Regions from separate parts of the Mus musculus genome. Here all the other regions are linked to region 2. Evidence: chromatin loops called from intact Hi-C (ENCODE). Cell type or tissue: heart. All regions are shown on one strand.

Region 1 (8,000 bases), 340 kb before region 2:
TTATAAGTAGGTACACTGTAGCTGTCTTCAGATGCAGTAGAAGAGGGCATCAGATTTCATAACAGATGGTTGTGAGCCACCGTGTGGTTGCTGGGATTTGAACTCAGGACCTTCAGGAGAACAGTCAGTGCTCTTAACCTCTGAGCCATCTTGCTAGTCCCCAAGTTGCTCCTTTTTTGATATATGCTCCCTCCTTGTGGTTCAAACAGGTGCTGTAAACCAATTAGCTTAAAGGCCAATATTCCTTTATCCTCTCATGTAACTCCAAGGCTTGGAAACCCCCACTTGCGGTTCTTTCCTTCATAAACTTCCTTCCCCTAGACCTCAGGGCCACTCTCCTATCCTGTTGCATCAGTAAGGTTTGTGGCCCAGGCTCCAGCTTGAATAAAGACTCTCATGTGTAGCCGGGCAGTGGTGGCACACGCCTTTAATCCCAGCACTTAGGAGGCAGAGGCAGGCGGATTTCTGAGTTCGAGGCCAGCCTGGTCTACAGAGTGAGTTCCAGGACAACCAGGGCTACACAGAGAAACCCTATCTCGAAAAAACAAAAAAACAAAACAAAACAAAACAAACCACTCTCATGTGCTTGTATCAGAGTTGTGGTTCCTGGTAGTCTCTTTGGGGTTTTTGCAATCTGGGCACAATATGAGCTCATTAAAACCATACCAAAGAAAACAGGCCATAAAAATTGGACACTTCAGACCACTTAAAAGTTGTAATTTCCTCACCTGACTACGTAGAGCAGTGGTTCTCAACCAGTGGGTTGTGACCCCTATGGGACTGAATGACCCTGTGGGGGTTTGCATACGCTTGCCGTGTGGGAAGCGGCACTATTAGGAGGTGTGGCCTTGTTGGAGGAAGTGCGTCACTGTGGGGGTGGGCTTGAGGGCTCCTATGCACCCAGGGTGGAAGAGAGCCTCTCCTGGCTGCCAGCCAATAGAGATGTAGAACTCTCAGCTCCTCCAGCACCATGTCTGCCTGCCTGCTGCCATGCTTCCCGCCATGATGATAATGGACTGAACCTCAAAACTGTAAGCCAGCCCCCATTAAATGTTTACCTTTGTAAGAGTTGTCTTGGTCATGGTGTCTCTTCACAGCAATAGAAACAACCTTTCACAGGGTTGCCTAAAACCATTGGAATACAGAGAGTTTTACACTATGATTTATAACAGTAGCAGAATTACAGTTATGAAGTAGCAATGAACATAAGTTTATGGTCAGGGGTCACCACACCATGAGGGTCACAGCAGTACGGAGGTTGAGAACCACTATCATGGAGTGTTAGACTGCCAAGTGCCGTGAACGCATGGCTCCACACCAGCCCACCTTCTTTGACACTGTGTGTATGTGTTAAGGACTAAGGACTCCCTGGCTCAGCTCCATTTCCTGCCTGCCTGTCCACCTGTTCATCTGTCTCTGGGCCTGACCGGTGGCTGGTGTTCCTGCTCTGGACTCTTTCATCCCTGGGCTGAATTCTGCAGCTTCATTCTCAAACCTCACTCCTTGGCTCCTGCCGCAGCCCCCTCTCTACACTAGCCCACGGCCTTACCTTACTGTACAGACTTCTGAAGCCTCTGGACCTCGGACTTGTATTCACTCTGTAATCCGTGTGTGTGTGTGTGTGTGTGTGTGTGTGTGTGTGTGTGTGTCTGTCTGTCTGTCTGTCTGTCTATACATATGAATGTGTATATGTGTGTGCCTTTGTGTATATATATGAGTAACTGTGTATACATGTGTGCTCATGGTATGTGTGTGTCCCTGCATGCATATGAGTGTGTGTACCTGTGTGTGCCTTTATGTGCATGAGTATCTATGTGCACATGTGTGTGCATGTGTGTATGTGTGTGTCCACGTGTGCATATGTGTGTAGCCGTGTGTGCCTCTGTATGCATATGAGTATGTGAGTATACACATGCATATGTATGTGTATGTGTGCATGTGAGCTTGCAAGTGTGTGTGTGTGTAGATATATTTACTATGTGCTGAGAGTTATTTTCAGTGATTAAAAGACTGGAAAGGATGTTGCTTTCACCAGTTTGCCTGGGTAGCTGGATGACAAATTGCCATCACAGAAACCACTAAACATTGTGAATTTAGTGTTACTCAACAAATTCTGGCATTGCCTGATAGAATAAGCATGTTTGTTCGTGTTTCAAGCACAGTATACTCATGATAATGACTATATTCTTGGAGGCCTCTCTCTCTCTCTCTCTCTGTCTCTCTCTCTCTCTCTCTGTCTCTCTGTGTGTGTGTGCAACTCAACAATTGTATGGCTACACTTTTTAATTGTTTTATTTTTAACTTTCGTTTTAAAACACATGTGAATACAAAGAACAACCAGACTTGAGTCTGACACACCCATCCCCTGAGAGCCTGAGAGGGTTCATCCAACAGGGAAATAGATGAGGAGACCCACAGCCAAGCATCAGGCGGAGCTCAGCAAGCCTTGTGGAAGAGTGGGGGATAGAAGTGAGCAAGCCTGAGAGGAAAGCACACTCCAAGAAGACCTGCAATGTCAACTAACCTGGGCCCATGGGAGCTCACCACTAACTGAACCACTAACCAGGGAGCACGGAGGGGCTGAACCTAGGCCCCCTACACATTTATAGCAGATGGGCAGCTTGGTCTACATGTGGGACCCTGACAATAGGAATAGGGGCTGTCTCTGACTCTGTCACCTGCCATTGGATCCCCGTCCCCTAACTGGACTGCATGGTTGGGCCTCAGCGAGAGAGGATGCGGTCAGTCCTACTTTGACTGGGTGTCCCTTGGTGGGGGGACCCCCCAAAGGAGGCTTCCTGGTTTTGGGGAGAGAAAAGAGAGCAATGAGGGAGAGAAATTTGTAATGGAGGGACAGAGAGGAGACAAGGGGGCAATCGGGATGTTAAAAAAAATCAATAATAAATTCATGTGGGCGTTTTGTCTGCATGTTTGTGCACCACATACGTACAGTGCCCAAGAGGGCCAGAAGCGGCGTTGTATCCCCTGGAACTGGAGTTACAGATGGTTGTGAGCCGTGTGTGACTCCTGAGAGTCAAACTGGGGTCTTCTGTGTTCTCAACCACGAAGCCATCTCCAGCACAGCTTCTTTTTTCTTATCCACCTTTCCTTTCTTTATTATTTTGTTTGTTTGGTTGGTTGGTTTATGCCTATAAATACTCCTTGATTTCCTCTGGTCAAATTTTTTTGAGACAATTCCATCAGGCTCAGCCAATTGGAGAACAGTCCACCTTGTCCACCCTGTGAATGGCCTCACAGCAGGGTTTTAAACCAGCCTCTGGCTCTGTCAGCCTTGGCACCTCCATCCAGATGGATGCATGGCCCTTGGCACCAATGATGCAGTTGCTTGGAAACATTTCCACAGCATAGACAGATGCTCATGAACTCACTGGGTGTCTTCAGGCCTCCTCGCTCCAGGTCCAGTGTGAGGGCAGAAGGCTATTTATTTCTGTTTAATTATATGTAGATGTTTGTGAGACTGTGGGTTTGTGCCTGTGGGTGCCATGCTCATGGAGACCACAAGATGGCGCTGGCTCTCTTGCAGTCAGGTGCTTGTGAGTCCCAATGTGAGTTCTGAGAACCAAAATTGGATCCTCTGAAAGAGTGACAGGTGTCCTTAACTGCTGAGCCACTTCTCCAATTTATCTCTCCTTCCTCCTCTTTCCTCCTTCCCTCCCCTCCCTCTCTCCCTCTCTTCGTCCCTCCATCCTCTTCTTATTCTCTAGATACATTCTCACTAGCTTCCTGGCTAGCCTCAAACTCGCTATGTAGTCAAGGATGGCTTTGAACTTCTGATCCTCTTGCCCTCGGCTCCCAAGTGCTAGGATCACAGGTATGCATTACCATGCCCAGCCTGAAGGGGCAGCCCAGGCTGACATCGAACTCTGGGTCCTCCGGCCCCATCCTGTACAACCCATGCCTACAGAATGGGATACAACAACTGGCATTCTGTCCGTTTGTTTGTGACAGAGTTTCACTCTATAGTCTAGATTCACTTCGTACTCATGGCGACCTGGGCAAAGCTCCTACCCCAGGAAACCTGGAGTTATGCAAAGCTGTTACAAGAAGTCTTCCAGATCCCTGTCGCCCAAACCTTGTTATGCCCATGGGTAGACTCGCTGTTTCTTCTATTGTTCTTTTCTTTTCTTTTCTTTTCTTTTCTTTTCTTTTCTTTTCTTTTCTTTTCCTTTCCTTTCTTTTTTTTTATTTTATTTTCTTCTTTCTTTCTTTCTTTCTTTCTTTCTTTCTTCCTTCCTTCCTTTCTTTCTTTCTTTCTTTCTTTCTTTCTTTCTTTCTTTTTTGACACAGGATCTCACTATGTAGTCCTGGCTGTCCTGGAACTCACTCTGCAGACCAGGCTAACCTCAAACTCAGAGACCTGTCTGCCTCTCTTCCTTCTGTCTCACAAATGCTGGGATTAAAGGTGTGACCATTGTTCCTAGCTGCTTGTGTGTTTTTCCCAGATCTCAGCTGTTCGTGAATGATGCTGCTGTTTGTCTTGCTAAGGTTTTTCTTGCTGTGATAAACACTATGACCCAAAACAACATATACGGGCAACAGCCCATCATTGGAGGAAGTCAGGGCAGGAACTGAAGCAGGGCAGGAACCTGGTGGCAGGAACCAAGAAACCATGGAGGGGTGCTGCTCACTGGCTTGCTCTCCGTGACTTACTCAGCTGGCTTTCTTATGGAACCCAGGACCACCAGCCCAGGGCTGTGCCACCCACAATCTACTAGGCCCTCCTCCACCAATCCAGAAAATGTACGAAAGGCCAATTTAGTGGGGAGCCTTTTTCTCTTGGTTGGGGTTCCCTCTTCCAAAGTGACTCTAGCATGTGTCAAATTGACATAAAACCAGTCAGCACACAGTTGAAAACTTTCACAGACATCCTTGAGTGGCTCGTTACCTCTTAAGACACAGTCTTAGCATGAGCCCTGTTGGGCTCAAGGGGAGCTTCGGGGGACCCCAGCCCTTCCAGTCTACCCACAATAAGCAATGGCGAGCCATGACAATTCCCTCACCTGGGGTCCCATCACTGTGTTTCCATCCTGGAGTTGGTTGATGATAATCCTGGCTTCTGTGGGAAGGAAGTTCATTTCCCCCTAGACAGCTTTTGCAAAAGCAGCAGCCTATTCTGCCTTCCAGGATGGTTTTGTTTTTTTTTTTTTTTCTTTCCCCAAGACAGGGTTTCTCTGTATAGCCCTGGTTGTCCTGGAACTCACTCTGTAGACCAGGCTGGCCTTGAACTCAGAAATCCGCCTGCCTCTGCCTCCAGAGTACTGGGATTAAAGGCGTGCGCCACCACCGCCTGGCCCAGGATGTTTTAAAAACCAGAATCCTTACAAATGGAAAGCACAGACTGTGTGTCCAGATGGTCTCTGAGAACAGGCTCAGGGATGGCAAGCATCAGAAGAGGGCAGAGCCTAGAGGAGGGCGGAGCCTCAGAAGAGGGAGTGGTTATATAGCCTGTGTCTGGATCTGAGGTTCTCAACCTTCCTAATGCTTCAACCCTTTAATACAGTTCTTCGTGTTGTGCTGACCCCCAACCATGAAATTATTTTCTTTTTTAAAAAATATTTATTTATTTATTTATTATATGTAAGTACATTGTAGCTGTCTTCAGACACTCTAGAAGAGGGCGCCAGATCTCATTACGGATGGTTGTGAGCCACCATGTGGTTGCTGGGGTTTGAACTCAGGACCTTTGGAAGAGCGGTCGGTACTCTTAACCACTGAGCCATCTCACCAGCCCCCTATTTTCTTTTTTTTTTTAAAGATGTATTTATTTATTTTATGTATTTGAGTACACTGTAACTGTACATATGGTTGTGAACCTTCATGCGGTTGTTGGAAATTGAATTTAGGACCTCTGCTCATTCCGGTCCGCCCAAAGATTTATTATTACACATAAGTACACTGTAGCTGTCTTCAGAAGAGGGCTGGATTTGAACTCAGGACCTTCAGAAGAGCATTCAGTGCTCTTACCTGCTGAGCCATCTAGCCAGCCCTAAAATTGTTTTCATTGCTGCTTCATAACTATAATTTTGCTACTGTTATGATTTCTAATGTAAATATCTAATATACAGGGCATCTGATGTATGATCCCTATAAAACTATCAGTCAACCTCTCCTTACTCTGAGGGTCACGGCCACAGACTGAGAACCTGTGGCTCTGGAGCAACATGCAGAATAGTACGTGCCACCCATACATGGTAGAAGGCATGTTTGTGGAGACACTGCCTCTTCTACTGATTTTGGCCCAGGCTTTTGGGTGGTTTTGTTTTTCTTTTCTTTTGTTTTGTTTTGATTTGAAATAGAGTCTCACTATGTGACTCTGCCTATCCTGGAACTCCTTATATAGACCAGGCTGGCCTCAGACACACAGAGATCCACCTGCCTCTGCCTCCTGGGTGCTTGGATTAAAAGCATGCACCACCATACCACTGGCCAGCCCCTGGTCATTTTTCTTCAACCTTGTCACCAGTTCTGACAGCCCTATAATTTGGAAGTCTGACAACCCCTATACTATAATCCTCAGTAGACATGTGTTCAGGGCCCTCTTGAGCCAGCTCAGGATCTGAACACCAGCCTCCAGTGCCAGGGTCCCTAGTGGGCCAGCCACAGAGGCACCTGGGGCATCTGCCATTTTCCTCTCAGTTCTTGTCAGGAAGGCCAAGTACGAGGCATAGGAGGGGACTGCCTGTGACTAGGCTACGTCTGAGCATGGCTACAGAACCTTTCAACATGCTCCAGTGGATGTGGCCTGTTACCGTGTCCTCCTCCTCCACAGCCAAGGAGGAAGGCATTCTACCATTGTTTAAAATGAAGGCAGGCAAAGCCGGGTGGTGGTGGCGCACGCCTTTAATCTCAGCACTTGGGAGGCAGAGGCAGGAAGATTTCTGAGTTCGAGGACAGCCTGGTCTACAAAGTGAGTTCCAGGACACACAGGGCTACACAGAGAAACCCTGTCTCAAAAAACAAAACAAAACAAAAAAAAAAAGAAGACAGGCAACCAAAAATACAACAGTCAACAGGGCTGTATGCTACTCCCTGATTCCCCGGGAACATCCTGGAAACCATGGTTTCTGTGGCTTGATTTTTCTTCAGAAAACATCTTTGGTTGCTACTCATACTGAGGAGGAGCCTTGGTCTCTCAGACGGCGGTGATGTTTGCTCTGAGGGTCTCAAGAAAAGGTCAAAGGCTAGGCTAGGGATCTGTCATCGGGCATGAAGTCTGGGTGGCTGAAACTCTGTGACCGTGGCTCGACAGTAGAGGGTGGCAGAGCTGTAGGGACCTTGAGAGTTATCAGGAAAGAATCTCAGTGTCTCACGAAGGAACAAAGCAAAAGTAACTTGGCAAAGCAGTTTCTTTCTGTTCTGCACACGACCAAGACCGCCTTGTCTCTTCTCCTTAATGTCAGTCCAGACTACTCTGATCCCATTGGTGGGAGCTGAACTTCACAGTCTGACACGATTAGCTAATTGCTACAAAGGGGAAGACGGGGGTTGGGAAAATGAAGCCCTTGTGGGGCTAAGTACCTTTGCCCCCCAACTTTTTATTGATTCTCTGTGAGTTTCATGTCATGCACCCCAGTTCCCCATCTCCCTCGTATCAGCCTTCTATCCTTGCAACACCTCCAATAGACAACAATAACAACTGAAAAACAAAGCATAGAAAACATCTTGTAGAAGCTGTAGTGTGTCACGGTGTGTCCCACAGTACATCCGTTTATCCACACATCTTCTCTTGCAAATGTTCATTGCAATGAGTCATTGCTCTTGTTGCCCTGTGTCATGGAGATCCTGCAGCTTTGATGAATAGGACCAGCCCCTTCCTGGTCCAGCAGTTCACAGATGAGGTAGATGCTGGGGTGGGCCAACTCAAAGCCCTGGATCTGGGCCTGGGTGGTAGCTGAGTTAGCCAGCCCACCAGCTCTCCCACATCTGCACCCCCAGGGCAACCTCTCCAGCATGCGCCAGCTAGTTCACGCAATGCCACT
Region 2 (8,000 bases):
TGGATGACGTCCCTCTCTTTCTGGCTCACTGAGCTCTTTTAGTCAGTCAGAGAAGGTGGGGGCCAGGAAGCTGGCTACCCCTCTGCCAAGTGTAGCTAACAAGTGGCAGCTTGCAGGCCTGGGCAGGCTGTGGTGACCCTGCTCGGGGACAGCCAATGAGCTCCCGGGTTGTGGTGGCACCACCAGGCAGCCCGCCTGCCTTTGGCTGGCGCGCCAGCGGGAGGGGCCTGGGCCTGCCACTCACGGCTGCCGGCCCTGTCTCCGGGAGGCCGGGCAGATCTGCCGCTGGCTCACCCTGAGCCCCAGGCTGCCTCAGTGTTAGCTTTCTCCGTCTCCCTGGGAGAGGAGGCTGTGGCTGGCAGACTGTGGACACAGATGACAAGAGCCATTTGGGAATTTTCCCCAAGTCCCAGATCAGGAATGGGCTGCAGCCCAGCCCGGTGACAGGGTGGTGGGCAGGTCCCCATCTAGGGCTGGTGTCAGGGGCACCGCATCCTGCGGCCCCACAGCCATCTGAGCTCCTCCATACCCTTTGTTAGGAGGGCCAGGCCTGTCACTTAGGAGCTCCGGAGGCACAGGCTGGGCGGTGTCAATAGCAGCTGGTGGGAGCTTCCTGCCCCACCCCCTGTTCAATGCAGACCCACCACTGCCAATCACATAATAAACATATATTTATACATGTACAGTATCAGAATTCTAATTCAAGAAATACAGCTTCTCAGGGGATCCTTTAGGATCTGTGTTCTTATTGCACATGGCTCAGCCCCTCCAGGGACAGCTACCAAGACTGGACAGGTGGGGTGGCAGGGGCAGAGCACCAGGCCACTACGGGTGGGGTACTCTGGCCCACACCCAGTTATTATTATCTCTCTAGGCCAGGGTGGCCACTTCATTGCAGGGTGGGACCTTGTTTAAAAAAAAAAAAAAAGAAAAAAAAGACCAATTTGACAATTCCTAACCAAGCTTCCTTTCCCAGCAAGCATCCCATTCGTTAGGGGGTTGTATGAGAGAGACACCCTTGGTGGGGGTGGGGGGGTGGGGGTGGGGAGTGGTGGTGGTGGTGTCAGTTACCACCTCTGGGCTGGCAGCTTGGGGAAGTAAGGCTTTGGAAGTCTGTAGGTGATCGGCACACCCGTGGCCAGAGGAAAACTGGGGGAAACGGCAATTCCCAAAGGCCCGTAATAAACGCAGGAGGAGTTGAACCTCCTCCTTCCCCTGGCAGCAATGGCTGTTTTGATAAAGAGCCTCATCTGAAGGGGAAGCCATTCTGGTCGTAGTGGATTCTTCATCCAATGAGTGGAGCCCGGTGGGCCCACTGTGGAGTGAAGACAGGCGCTCACAGCACTGGCTCTCCACAAGCTGGGCTGCACTCAGGGCCTGGCTCAGCTCTGGGAGGAGCAGCCTTCTGGAGTCCTTGGTGCGCAACTTAGAAAACCTGTTGGCAATGGTGGAGCTGTGCCCTGTGGCACCTGTAAGGCAAACCCACCTGGGGACTTGGGTGGGGAAGAGGTATGGGCAGGGGAGTGGCTGCAGGGCTCCCGGGCATGAGGGCGGCGAGCCCACCTGAGGCTGGCCAGAGAGGAGGCAGCTTGAGGAGCTGGCCCCATCCCAGAGGGCTTTGTCTGGGATCTCTGCTGTAGCCCAATACTGAGCAGCTATCTCCAGGGGCACCATTCCCTGCCCCAGGCTCTTCCCCTACCTTAACCATAAGCCTGGAGACCTTTGCAAGTTTTCTATGGATTTATACCACCATGATTACTGCTGCCATCAGTCAGGCTGGGGCTAAGGGCGACACTAATATCTGATTTGACTTTCCGTATGCTGTCGGCTACGGCTACTGTCTAGCTTGTGAAAACCAGGCTGCCTTCCCAAACAGGCCCCGTTTTCTAAATTATGGAGCAAGTCAGCTGAACATCTTAATTGAATCCCTGAATAGTTTTAAAAGACTTTATATATATATATATATCTTTATATATGTCTATTTACATATAAATAGATATATATATACATACATACGCATTTCTAAGTTACGTTCTCTGGAATTCTCTCCTCTCTGTTCCTTGGCCCATGCCTCAGCCTGATTTCTCCTTGAGTGACTGGTGGCAGCTCAGGGAGGAGGGAGGAGACACAGTGGGGTGTCCCCTCCCCCAGTCCTTCCCCACAGACATTTGCTGCAAGTTTTACATTCTACTTTCGTTGCCATGGTTTCGGTATCCTAGGAGCCAGTGATGCGGAGCTTCTTGCCTGCCCTGGGAGAGGAGGAAGCAGCCCGAGGTAGGCTGTCTGTCTGTCTGTCCTAAGAGCTTTCTGCATTCACTGTCTGAGAGAGGATGGCTGTGCGGTGTTTGGCTTCCAGTTCCATTTAAATTTTTTCTGTGTATGTCTTTCCTTAAATATACAGTCCATCACTGTGGCTGGCTCAGTGTGTGTCACCAAAAATTCTCCAGGGATTTCATAGTCTGGGGAGGAGAGGGAAAGAGTTAGGTGAGCGGTTGTGGCAGGCACCTCCAGCTTAGCCCCACAGCCCAGCAGCTGGCCCTGGTCGATCCCTCTGCAGTACAACCACTGCCCCAGAGCTGACACTAGCTATCGAGTGGTCTTGAAACAGTCTGTGAATGGCTCTGTGACAGGAGACACAGGCAGAGGAGGGGGAGGACAGGGTACCAGTGCAAAGAACTTCTGGCTCTGCCCACACTCCTTTAGGCTTGAGCCAGGCTCCCTGCTCTGGGCACTGGGCACCAAGCCCATTACCCACATACAAGGGAAGGGGTGGAGGGGGTGGGGTGCCTGTTAATAGCAACTTTCACTTTTCCCCACCTCTCCTGTGCTCAGTAGCTTCTTTTGACCCTGAACTTGTGACTTTTTGTTCCCTTCTTCAAGACCACAGGGGAGATGCCTGGGCGGGGCCGGATGCCCGTGGTTTCCTGGCTCCCAGGTTTGGAGCACTGGAGTGAGGGCCTCAGGTCCCACCAGAGAGGGAGTGGTCAGGGCCCACAGACCCCTCCTGCCTGCTGATGGAACTGGGCATCTTGCTCCATTTCCTCCTTCCTGGGTGGAGAGAGAAGGATGCTCTCCTGCCCACTTAACTCCCCATGGGTTTTTCTGACTTCCGTGGGTGACTGTGGGTGACCCAGTTACGTGTGAACGCACAGGCAACAAAAGCCAGGCTTGGGAAAGGGCTGAGGTGGTTTGATTACTGGAGTAGTCGAGGAAGCACAGGTCCTCACTCTGCCTGGCTTCTGCCCCCGAATCCTTGCAGCCCTGGGGAGGGGACAACGGGGTCAATGGGGCTGGGGGAGGTGCCCAGAACTGCCTCGTCTCTGGAGGTTGGAAGTGTGAGGATGGTGAGTCTCTGCCATCATCACCAGGTTCCCTCCCTCCATCCTCTGCCCATGACCAAGGCCAAGGCTGCCAGGAGTTGCAGCAAAGAAGCAGTCCTGGCTCATACTTGGACCTGGGTGGTGTGGCTGGCCCAGAACTATCCATGCAGGGAGGCCTGCACCTCTGACAGCCGATTGCAACTCGGGGTGCCCATCTTCTGTGCTCTGTGGTACATGTCTGTGTCACCAAAGTAGCGGGCTCGGTACAGCAAGCCTTCCTCTGCAAAGAAACAGGGTGAGGTCAGAGCCCCAGGACTTTGTGGCATTTACCTGCCTGAGTCCATGGGGAAACAGGAAGACAGGACCAGGGGTTGGGGCAGAATTGGCTTCCCAGGATGGAACAGGAAGTCAGGACTATGGTCCCAGACAGACTGGGTACACAACCAGTGGGTGGCTAGGGGTTTGCAATCTGTCTCTAATACATTCATCTCTAGCAACCTTAATGATAGGCACTAGTGACACATGAGGACCTTAACGAAACCATCAAATGGTTTGCAGCTTAGGGGAACTCCAGGAGTGGAGTTCAGATCTTGGCAGGGAGATGACTGCACAGGGCACTTCTTTGGTCCACGAAGAACCAAAGAAGGGTTTTTCTGTTCTCAGCACACACACACACACACACACACACACACACACACACACACACTTAATGTACCCATTTGCATGACATACACACACATGCATGAGTACATACACATACACACATCAATGCATACATATGCATGCACACACATATTGATGCGTGCGTGCCCACACGCACACACACACACACACACACACACACACACACGCACACACGAGACACTCACTCTGCTGCTTCTCCTTCCAGCAGTTGTTGCGCAGGTTGGCGATGTAGTCATCCTCTACATTCCGTTCCACTGTTTTGAGGCTGGAGCCCGTGTACTCTTCGGAGAAGGTGTCTGCCACGTAGTAGGCGACGTTCAGGTGGTCAGTGACTCGCTTGTGGATGTGGCCCACTGACCTGACCAGAAACACACCAGGCACAGAGTGGGCAGCTGGAAGTGCCACCCAGGCCACAGGAAGAGCTGGATCCCTTCTGCACTGCAGCGGGAACTCACTGGCTCCCCAAAATGAAGGTCTGCAGCAAAGGCAGAGCACCCCAGTGCAGGAATAGCTCAGTCTATGTCACGCCCTCCTTTTCAGGGCTCTGAGGGGAACCGGGCAGATGGGGAGAGAAGCTCTGGTCTGGGAAGCTGGTCTTGCCAAGGGTGTGGGCTCTGCCTTCCATGCCTCAAAGCTCCTAGATGCTGAGGGCCGGCCTAAAGTAATGAGCCTCGGGTCAAAACAAGAGGACAGAGCTGTGTCTCTAACAGCATGGCACATTAGCATGAGTTAGTAGTTCATTCCCAACCCCACAAGAAGAGAAAATCCAAAAAGGCACAAAATGTCAGGAAGCATACGTGGGCACAAGACCTGTGGGCAGCAGGAGCCACACCTCCCAACAGGAGTCCCTGCTCCAGGGAGGCAGCTCCCCAAAGTGCATTCTCTATCTCTAGCTGGAGAGCGGTTACATCTGGCTCTAGGCAAGCAGGGCAGCTGTGGCAGCAGAGACCAACTCTGCCCCCTGCTGGCCGAGGGAGCCTGCTGGGTCCTCAGGCAGCGGCAGGCCAAGGGATTGGAGCTCAGGGCTTGCACCAGCAGAAGCTAGAACCTGCTGCTCCAGGTCCTGGGAAAAGAGAGGCCCTGATATCTTAGAGGGTCAACTAACTCCCTGGAATCAACCACTGGCAGCTGAGCTTGGCAACCACTCAACAAACACTGCTGAGCACTTCCCTGAGCTGGATACCTCTCCTTACACGGGTTACTTAGTAACTCTTACTAGCAGGTGGATGCTATTGTTCCCATTTTACAGACCAGGGACCTGAGGTTACATAACTTATGTGGAGTTAGGGCTCTCAATGCAGAAGCTGGGGCGCAAAGCCACCCTCCCCCGATTGACTATACCCTGTTCTTTCTTTCTTAGGGCTTCAAACAGACTTCAAGAGCAGAGGACATCTCAGCGTCAGCAAAGGTGGGGACAGTGGCGGGGAGTCACGCTTCTGAAATCGCGTAGGACAGTGCATGTGTGCTGCCTTAAGGAAAGGGCTGGAGCTTCGTCTGCATTCTCTGCGAGGCCTATGATCCTCAAAAGTCTAAGGGGCCCGGCCCGGGGACGGTATGCAAGATGGCGAGGGGCCCAGCCCGGCCCTGCCCGGGGCGTGCACTCACGGTCTCGGGCTCAGGCTGTAGGGAGGACTGGACACCATGAGCTGGCTGAGCGCAGACACGAGGATGAGGATGAGGATGGGCATCAGCTGCACGAACACTCCTAGCCCGCCCTGAGGGGAAGAGCAAGAGCAGTGGTCACAGCCCTGAACAGTGTCGTGTCGCCTGCCTGGGACAGCCCCCTCTCCTCCCTTCCCTCTGACAGCTTTCCCAGAGGACAAAGCAACCGCTTTGGAGCACACGTGTGAGTGTGAGAGCAAGTGGCAGGCCGGGGACACAGACCCTCACCATCCACAGCTTTCTGAATTCTGAGCCACACAAATGTTCTGCAGACAGCAAAGCATCTAATTAAAGGGCTGGGATGCAGTCTGTGGCATGGAACTGTTCTAGTACCCACAAGGCCTTGGGTGTGATTCTTAGAACAAAGACAGGACAGCCAGAAATAAAGGCATTACACATGAATCTGACTTTAAACTCTTCTGTACGTTAGATGTAAAGATACACTAATCCCAGCACTCAGGAGGCAGGGACGGGAGAAGGGTTGGGAGTTGCAGTTCCAGACCAGCTAGTCTGTACAGCAAGTTCTAGGCCAGCCAGAGCTATACAGTGAGACCGCGCCTCAAAATCCAAAGCCAAACCCACCCCTAACAAAACGGATGTGCTGGGCGTTATGCTAGGTCGATGAGGCATAATCCCAGTATTTGGAAGGTGGAAGTAGGGCTTCAAGGTTGTTTTCAACTGCAGGGTAAATCCAAGGAGACAGAGAGGAAGAAAGGAGGAAGGGGAAGAAAAAGAATAGAAGAGAGGGAGGGAGGGAGGGAGAAGGAGGAAAAAGGGCAGGCATGCGTAAGGACGTGTCCCCCTGTTCAATGCTCTTCACTGGCTGTGTTGATCCGTGGCATCCCAAATGTGTCTGAAGCACACTGCCTGGCTATACAGCTTTTCCTCACTCTCCTAGAAGGCTGAATACCCACACGGTCCTCTTTCTTCCTCTCATCATGTTTTAACTTTCCATCACTCAGAAAATGTTACGTCAGTCTTAAGAACAAATAGACTCCATAGAAGCTGTTCCCACTATGCGTTGCCTGGAGGTGAGGCTTTGTTTTATGCCCCCAACAGAAGCCAAAGCATCACGCAACACGGAGTGTGGCTCCCTCTGGTGTCCCTAGGCAGAATGGCACTGGGAAGGAGCAAAGATGGCTACTTGGCCTAAGAATGCTGGGGGGGTCTTAAGTGGATCAAGACTCCCTCCTCCTCTGGGGCCCATGCCCTGGGGGGTGGAATGGGGTGGGGGGCTGGAGTGTTACTCAGCCTCTGGCAACTCACATCACCCTGGTTGTCTCTGCGGTCTTGCCTCTGCTGGTAGGTGTACCGCATTCGGCCATTGCTGTAGACATGAACGTTACCTGAAACATGGAGATAGAGTCAGGGGCTGCAGCAGTCAGACCCCAGAACCACCGCTAAGGAGAACTGGCTGTGGACTTACTGGAAGGAAAGCCGCCACCAAAGAACATGTTAAAGAGGTCTTCTGGGGAGATGTCAGCCTCAAAGCCTCGGTGGAAGTCCCCGTGGCTGTGGCCGTGCCGGGCAGCCTGGCTCTTGTCATCACCAAACTGGTCGTACTGTTTCCTTTTCTCTGGGTTGCTGAGTACGGCATACGCTGTGCCAATGGCTGCAAGGGGAGAAACAGCCTTAGCACAGCCAAGAGCTCGCTTCTTTCAGGTCTCAGCGGAAGTGGGGTCTTAGGGGTAGAGGGTTTGCCTGTTGGGCAGGCAATCCAGAGCACCTCTAGGCAAGGCTAAAGTCGGGGCTGTGAGGATGCTCTTTCCTTTTTTGAGTCAGGGTCCCTGCTACATCTCCTAAACTGAAACTGCCAGAATGGTCCAGGAACTTGCCCAGGTTGCCTTCCATTCTTTATCCTCCTGCCTCTGCACTGGGGTTGTGGGCATGAGCCTATACACCTGCTTCAGGTGTGTCCTGCTCAAGCTCTGCCACTGATGGTACAGAAATGCCCCTTGCACACGCTCATCTTGTGGGGTGCCAAGGAGACAGTGTAATATAATCCTGCAGTCATGGTGCGACCCACGAGGTCCTGGTTGTAAACGGGAGTGCGGCAGACACTGCGGGGAAGACACAACCCCACCCCCACCCCCCGGTTTTTGGTGGAGACACCCGTGTGTCTGCTGTGTGGCCAGGATGAGTCTGCTGCCCCCAGGGCCCAGGCCTCAGCTGCTGTTTTCTATCTGGCGCTGGGGCCTCCTCACCAGAGCTCCCAGGGCAGAGAGCTACAGCCTCCCAGGGCTTGCATCCCCTACGCTCCCCTCGCTCACAGCAGTGGGCTGCAGACTAGTTTCAGAGCTGGGAGCCCCTGGGAGGGAGGATGGAATCTTCTTT
Region 3 (8,000 bases), 250 kb before region 2:
GCCTGGCCGGGTGCTTGCGTCTGAGAATAAGTGTGCATGTGCCAAGAAGGGCCTGAGACTGTTCATGAGGGAATGAGGAATGAAGGGAAGTGACAGAGACGGGGTGGGGGTGAGGGCGCAAAGATGCCCTCTGCCTTTTCTCCATGGCGCCATTGAACCGGCGCATGTGGCTCACAGGATGGTTGAAATTTGTAAAGATTTTGGGGAAGCCTCTTAAAAGAAAAATGGCACAAAGAAACAAAGGACAGGATGAGAGTCAGAGAAGAAGGGAAAGAAGGAACTGGAGAGGAAGAAACAGAGACAGAGGATAAGCTCCGCCCCTCCCCAGCTCAGCACTCAGTGCCCCAAGCCCCCATAGGTCCACAGCAGCCAGTGTGCAGGCAGCACCTGCCAGCTCCTTCCCCAGCCACACAGAGCTGGCACCCCCTGCCAGCCCAGCAGCTGTCTTCCACTGACCATAAAGGTCCCTTTCTCCAGTGGCTGTTTGGGTTGGGCCCCGTCTGCCGCATGGCAGTCTGTAGCCTTTGCCCACAAGCACGGGGAGGTTCAGGGCCTCTTCCTGTGGCTGAAGGGCTTGCTTTGTGGGCCCAAAGATCAGCTGGCCAAAGCTCTGGTCCTGGAAGCCAGATGTTTCCAGCCTCCTGATGTTCCAGGAGGTAAACAGGACCCCAGAGCCACCTGAGTCATAGGCCACACTGCCCCCCCCCCCACTCCTCAGCCCGACTCCAGAAGAGAACACACAGCCCCTGTGTCTCCTCTGTTCATGACGTTAATCACTGCACCTCAGACCTGCAGCCAGTGTCAAAGACACCACGAGGAATGTGGCCAGCCTCGGCTCCTAAAGGCTTTGATCAGTCGGGCAAACACTGGGATCCTGTCCAATGCCACACCCAGGGCACTATCAAGAATAATACTAGCCAGGTAGTGGTTGCATACGCCTTTAATCCCAGCATTTAGGAGATAGAAGCAGGCAGATTTCTGAGTTGGAGGCCAGCCTGGTCTACAGAGTGAGTTCCAGGACAGCCAGAGCTACACAAAGAAACCCTGTCTCAAAAAACCAAAAAGAAAGAAGAAGAAGAAGGAGGAGGAGGGGGGAGAGGGGCATGGGGAGGGGAGGGGGAGAAGGGGAGGAGAAGGAGAAAGAAGAAAGAACAAGGAGAAGGAGAAGAAAGAAAGAAAGAAAGAAAGAAAGAAAGAAAGAAAGAAAGGAAGGAAGGAAGAAAGAAAGAGAAAGAGAGAAAGAAAGAAAGAATTTCCCCTTTCATTATTGCACATATGTATATACACTTTGCTTGCCCCATTCGGACAGTACCTCTTGGCATGTGCCCCCATGGCTCCTAACAGCACGGCTGATTCAAGACCACTGGTCTATGCATTCTGCAGAAAGTATGGGGCTGAGTTTCTAGTTGGAGTCAACTGGAAATCCTCTGTGTAGCTTCTGTTTCTTCCCAGGTTTAAGAGCAAGATGCAACCCAGACAGGACGGGGACAGCCTTAAGCCTTCTGTCAGGGATAGGCTAGATAAGGTGTGGAGACTGGTAGATAAGACCAACCATCAGTGGGCGACTGATCTTCTAACTGAGCCCTCACCAATACAGAAGGCAGATGAGGATGTGCTAAAGCCAATGAGTGCCTTGTGGCATTTGAACTATGACCTTAGCTAGTGTCACTCTTAGACTTTTTTTTTTTGGTTTTTCGAGACAGGGTTTCTCTGTGTAGCCCTGGCTGTCCTGGAACTCACTTTGTAGACCAGGCTGGCCTCGCACTCAGAAATCCGCTTGTCTCTGCCTCCCTAGTGCTGGGATTAAAGACTTTTATCTACACGAAACTCAGGCACTGTGGGCCTCAGTTAAACTTGCAAGTACGGTTCAGGGCCACTAAATGTTGAATAAGAAATGTTTGGCAGTGACCATCTTTGTCTGACAGCAAGGCTGGGTTATTATTATTAAATACTGGGTTTTGTTTTTGTTTGGTGCTGGGATTGAACCCAGGGTTTTCCCATGTCACACATACTCACACTTTCTGCCACAAACTACAACCACAGGCTTGGGCCATTATTTCAACACTCTATAGAGTTTTACTTATATACCAATTTTTAAAAAAATTTTTTTGCTTCAATTCATGACATAGCTGAGGATGACCTTGAACTCCTGACTCCTGCGCCTGCCTCCTGAGTGCTGAGATTACAGGCTCCCAGGCACAGCAGGCTTTACGTAAGCTGGGGATGTATCCAGGGCTTCTTGCCCTTATGTGTTAACTCCATCAACTGAACTATCCTTAGACCCTAGTCTTGGTTTTAAATGCAATTTAAAAAAAATTAAGATTTATTTTATTTTCATATATGTGAGTACACTATAGCTGTCTTCAGACACACCAGAAGAGGGCACTGGATCTCCTTACAGATGGTTGTGAGCCACCAAATGGTTGCTGGGAATTGAACTCAGGACCTCTGGAAGAGCAGTCAGGGCTCTTAACCATTGAGCCACCTCTCCAGCCCTTAAAAATTTTGAGATTATAATTTAATTACGTGTCTCCCATCCCTTTCCTCCCTCAAGCCCTCCCATAGACCCCTCACCTTCAAATTCATAGCCCTTTCTTTCCTAATTGTTATCATAAGCATATATGTACAGACATATACATCCCTAAATACAACCTGTTACGTCTGTATAATGCAACATACATGTGTGCTTTCAGGGCTGCCCATTTGGCACTGGATAACCAACCGGTGTGCTCTTCCCTGAGGAAGACCACTTCTCCAGCCCCCAGCAAGCCTCAGTTGCGTAGAGCACTGTATGTAGGGTTCAGGGTTCCCGGATTCTCCCCCATCCTGTTTGGCCGGTCCAGCAGATTTGTCCTTCTGCAGCTTATGTTTGGGTGGTCATACTGGTTAGACTTTATGGATGTAGCTTCTGACGTTACTAGGCAACACAACCTCACAGCAAACTCCCTGATCCTCTGGCTCTTACAGCCTTTCTGTTCCCTCTTCTGTAGTGCTCCCTGAGCCTTAAGTGTGGCAGTATTTTGTAGATGTATTCACTAGGGTGGAGTGTGCTCCACAGGTCTGCATTTTGATTGGTTGTGGATTTCTGTAATGGTTTCTGTCTGTTGCAAAGATAAATATAATTCTTCATAGTATATTCCCAATATTTATTTATTTCAGAAGAGACCTTCTTAGGTAGCCCAGGCTAGCCTCAAACTTATGATCCTCCTGCCTCAGCCTGAGGAAGTTTAGAAATTCAAGATTAGTCTCTGCTACATGAGTTCAAAGCCATCTTGGACTGCATGGGACCTTGTCTCAAAACATTTTTTTTCCTTTTTTTTTTTTTCACTTTTTTTAAAAATTAGGTATTTTCCTCATTTACATTTCCAATGCTATCCCAAAAGTCCCCCATACCCACCCCCCTCAAAACATTTTTTTTAAAGGAAGAAGGAAGGAAGAGAGGACGGGAGGGAGGGTGGAAACACTTTGCTTTTAGTCTCCTTCCTGCCTACCCCATTCTTACCTCCCGCTTTGAACCTGAAAAACCTTGTTAGCTTTCAGTCCTAGGTGATGGCTCTTCCTGGTGGCCAGAGCCTTGTTTAGCACAATGCTTGGGCGCCCTCTGGTGGCGTTTGGAGGAAATACTTAGGCCAGAGCCCAGGTCTCACTCTCTAGTTACCTCTGGACCCCTCTGTAGCCTCTTTACTTGTCTTTCTGCTCAATTTACTCCGCATATGACCCTGCACAGCATCTTTTTATAAATCCTCAGGTCTTCCCAGATGTGACTGATTGTTTTAGAATCCCAAAAAGTCATCCTGGATCCTGGGTGGGCTTGACTCCACAACCTGGTGCTCTCTTAGAAGCAGGACATAGAGACATGCAGAGAAGACTGGATGGAAACAGAAAAGGGCTGGAAGGAGCTCCTTTTCTTTTTTTCCACTCTGTTTTTTTTAATTGGTTACTTTATTTACATTTCAAATGTTATCCCCCTTCCCAGTTAACCCCCTGACCTCCCCCATCTCCCCTGCTTCTAGGAGGGTGATCACCTGTTGGGAGCTATTAAGACAACACAATTGTCCTGATCTCTGAATTGGGCCTCTCCCCCCAAGAAGAAAAAGGGGTCAAAAGCGGGCCACCGACACACCGTTCCGAGAACAACCACAGAATGTTCCAGCCCTAAATCAGCGCCAGATATCTGGACCACACCCTGATACCACCAAGTTCCAGCTTCCCCGTGTAACTGCCAAAAGAAAAATTTCCACTGCCCCACCCCTCCCGCTGATAAGTACTTGTACTTCCCCTTTTGCTTGTGCATTTAAGCCTTGAGCCTTTCTCAATACAGCGGGACCTTCTTGCCACTCAGAATGTTTCCGTGTCGTTCTTGCACTTGGTCCTCATATCTCTCTACCCCCCATTTGGTTCTTAGGAGAAGGTCCCCTCGAGACCCTCGAATAACTGGACCTGCTGGACGGGTCACTCACCCACCCACCCACCCCCTCCCACATCAGCACCCTAGCCCTCCCCAGGACCAAGGGGATCCCCTCCCATTGATGCCAGATAAGGCCATCCTCTGCTAATATGCAACTGGAGCCATGGATTCCCCATGTGTACTCTTCAGTTGATGGTTTAATCGCTGGAGGATTGGGGGGTGGGGTGGGGCTGGCTGGTTGATATCGTTATTCTTCCTATGAGATTGCAAACCTCTTCAGCTCCTTCAGTCCTTCCCCTAACTCCTCCATTGGGGTCCCTGTGCTCAGTTCAATGCTTGGCTTCGAGCATCTGCATCCATATTGGTCAGACTCTGGCAGAGCCTCTCAGGGGACAGCCATACCAGGCTCCTGTCAGCAAGCGCTTCTTGGCATCAGCAATAGCATCTGGATTTGGGTTCATTTTCAAACCAAGGACACTTACCAGCAGCAGATGCCAGGAGAAAGGCACCGGCTGGACCACCTCGGAGCCTCCCAAAGTAGCCTGAACCTTCATCTCAGACATCTGTTCTCCAGAACCCAGCATATCACATTTCTGCGACTCTACCCGGCTGGTGGCCATTTGTTGCCCCAACCTTAGAATCTAGAATATAATCCCAGGAGGTCCCATTCTTCCTACAACAAATGGGCCACTAATGTGAAGCCTCGGGGCTAGAGTGTTCACTGCCTCTCATCTGTATGACAGTCTCATTGTTTGAGAGTTCTGTCTCCTGAGACAACTGAGGATTCCACCAGGGTTAGATCCTGCCATCTCTGCTGGGTAGGGCTCTAGGAGTGAGACTCATAGAGGAGGCAGCACCTGACCTGGACCTTAACGGCTGGAGTGGCAAGAAATAGAAACAGGTGGGCCCTCGGCTTGGTCCTTATGACAGAGCATGGAAAACTGAAGTGGAAAGGAAGGTGTGGGCCATGGACCTTTCTGTTTCTATCTAACTAGGCATTGAGACACAAGCCTGAAACAGAGGCATGTGGCTGAGCGGGATCGAGGTTAGCTTTAAGATGTGAAGGGTCCTAGTGAGCTGCCTGGTCTGGCCTCAGTAGGAGAGAATGCACTTAGTCCTGATGAGACTTAATGTGCCAAGGCAGGTTGGTACCCAAGGAGGCCTCCTGTTCTCTGAAGAGAAAGGAGATGAAAGGTGGGTGGGAAAGAGGATGTGGGAGAAGAGGAGGAAGGGGGGCTGCAATCAAGATATAAAGTGTGGGGCCGTGAAAGGCAGCCTGTTTTGGTTGAACGAGGCTTGCTCCGGAGACCCAATAGAAAACTCTATAAGGGACAGAACAGTGAGTCACATTCCCAGAGACAGGTGCCTGACACCACAGAGCCCCCAACTCCATAATTCTGTGACTATCAGTCACGCAGACAATGTCCCAAGCTCCTGGTATTCTGGCTAGACTCCACCCCCACAGTTACCTGACAATAGCCAGGTATGCTCCTCCCCACAGCTACCTGGCAACAGCAAGGTAGCCCAGCCCACTATAAAAGGAGCTGCTTGGCCTCTCCTCACTCTCTTAAACTCTCACCTTTCTTCCTCTCATCTCCAGCTCTCCTTCCTTCCCCTCCCTCCCCCCCCCTTCTCTCCACGTGGCCATGGCTGACCTCTCTCTTTCTCTCTGCCTTTCTACAATAAAGCTCTAAAATCATAGACTGTCTCTGTTCATCAATGCCTGCCGTGCTTGAACGATGGGATAGGCTTTCCCCTAAAGAGCCTCGTCTAACCTCCCACCAGAAGGCCTTCCTGCGCTCCAGGCATGGACCGGACCAAGGACTCTTGCCCATGTGGAAACCACCCAGCACCCCCTCTCTCCCTGCCCACTTCTTCCTTCGGCCCTGGGGGTGAGCAAGCCACCCCCAGGGCCCCCACTTTGTTCTCAGCTCTTCCACAGCGTCCAGCGACGTCTGACATGCCCGAGATTGAGAACCTGTTATCTCTGACTTCTGTGAGCCCCAGAGACCTCGGACTACCCCTTGTCCACCCCTCGATGGGCTGGGTTCCATGGCTTCCCACAGCCAGACACCAACCGGGGACCACTGGTGGGACATGGGTTTTCTCTCACTTCCTTTACTCCCCCACACCCTCTGTCCAACAATAAAGTAAATAAAAAATCAATTAATGGAAAATAAAAGGTATGAAGGTTCCAATCTTTAAAATTTCTGAGCTTCAGCCACACTAAGTATAGCATTGCCCCATCTCAGGGGAGTTCTCCAAACTAAGCTACTCTCCTCTCCTCTGGTACTGAGGGTTCTCCATCCTGCATCTTTCCAGAAGGAATCTCTGCATTTTCCTGAGGTCACAGACCTATGGCTAGGCTGCACAGTTGGGCATGTGATCTAGACATGCCAACCACAACATTTCACCCAGCAGGCAACAGAAGCAGGACCAGAGGCCTTTGGGAACAGCCATGTGGACGATCAGGTGAATCTCCACAATTCTGAAGTAATGCCCTGGCACAAGAGGAGGTATTCTCAAGAGAGATCCCATGTTCTCCTGTCAGGGACCAAAGAAACCAGGGACAAATGGTTGAGGCACCTATTAACATATCAAAGTGGACACTGGCCTCCTTGGGCTCTCTCAGCATCACAAGTACCTGCTCAGAGTCCAGGCCTCCTCTCAGCACTTCTCTCTCTCTCTCTCTCTCTCTCTCTCTCTCTCTCACACACACACACACACACACACACACACACAGACACACACACACAATACCACACAGATACTCACCCACAGATACAGACACACACACACAACACCACACAGATACTCACCCACAGATACAGACACACATAAACACACACACCGACACACACACATAAACATACACAGATACACAATACACACAGACAGAGACAGGCATAGACGGAAGCACACACACACAACACAGACACACAAACCACACAGATATACACCCACAGATAAAGACACACAGAAACACACACAGAAACACATACACATAAATATACACAGACACACAGACAGACATAGACTGAGGCACACACACAGACACACACAGAGACACACAAACCACACAGATACACACCCACAGATACAGGCAGACACACAGCCCTATCCTAAACCTCGCCATCCCCTGAACTTTGCTTCCCTCCCCACAACTTCTGATTTCTTAAATAATGCAGCCATTTCAGCCATGTGCTTTCTTGACTTCTCTTTGACCCGCTGGCCCCCACTCCTCTGGGCCCTCTCTCTTCTCTCCCTGTCTTGCTTTTCCCATTCCCGTCCCCATCCCCCTGGCCTGGTCTATTCTGCTGGCCATGTTCAATCTGCTACTTTCTCTTTGCTCTGGACCCTTGCAGAGACCTCTGCCTGTGCGCTCCCTCATATCCACAACAGAAACCTTCTCCTCAACCGCACTGAGGAACGGTCATGTCTTCCTTTTCATTACTCTCTCTTCTGGTACAACAACACTGAAACCGTGGGCCCTGAAGAATGAAAAGATCCATTTGGAACCTGGTGTGTGAAGCCCCGGCACTAACCGGAGGAGGAGCTGACTACCAGGAAGAGTTCACACACTCCAACAGCT

What was found. Peaks named below come from ENCODE experiments on the same cell type or tissue, not always from the same donor. Only the 100,000 strongest peaks of a DNase experiment are listed, where the experiment ranks them.
Region 1: a loop joins it to region 2, with 4 times the contacts of the local background. A loop is called at or near these places in 13 of 42 quality-filtered maps.
Region 3: a loop joins it to region 2, with 7 times the contacts of the local background. A loop is called at or near these places in 6 of 42 quality-filtered maps.

Annotation. Positions count from the first base shown.
Region 1 is chr10:60,233,486-60,241,485 of GRCm38, reverse strand. No RefSeq gene overlaps it. Among named protein-coding and RNA genes, the nearest start is that of Chst3, 18 kb to the right of the region's middle. In heart, a CTCF peak has its summit at 3,525 (motif pointing right); no DNase peak of the experiment used is centred here; H3K27me3 peaks cover 57 bases.
Region 2 is chr10:59,891,950-59,899,949 of GRCm38, reverse strand. It overlaps Dnajb12 (DnaJ heat shock protein family (Hsp40) member B12), which reads right to left. Exons shown (of 9, transcript NM_019965.3): 4 at 7,093-7,278; 5 at 6,933-7,012; 6 at 5,610-5,719; 7 at 4,190-4,362; 8 at 3,449-3,600; 9 at 654-2,459. The coding sequence ends at 3,479. Gm46226 (a long non-coding RNA gene) reads left to right here and starts at 2,188. Exons shown (of 2, transcript XR_001779776.1): 1 at 2,188-2,274; 2 at 5,365-6,068. In heart, CTCF peaks have their summits at 4,971 (motif pointing left) and 6,770 (motif pointing left); DNase peaks (open chromatin) are centred at 189, 2,909, 4,979, 6,829 and 5 weaker places; H3K4me3 peaks cover 821 bases; H3K27ac peaks cover 3,136 bases.
Region 3 is chr10:60,143,884-60,151,883 of GRCm38, reverse strand. It overlaps Gm51802 (predicted gene, 51802), which reads left to right. Exons shown (of 2, transcript NR_168572.1): 2 at 4,014-4,341. Among named protein-coding and RNA genes, the nearest start is that of Gm51802, 15 kb to the left of the region's middle. In heart, a CTCF peak has its summit at 3,615 (motif pointing left); DNase peaks (open chromatin) are centred at 3,613 and 4,193; H3K27me3 peaks cover 1,880 bases.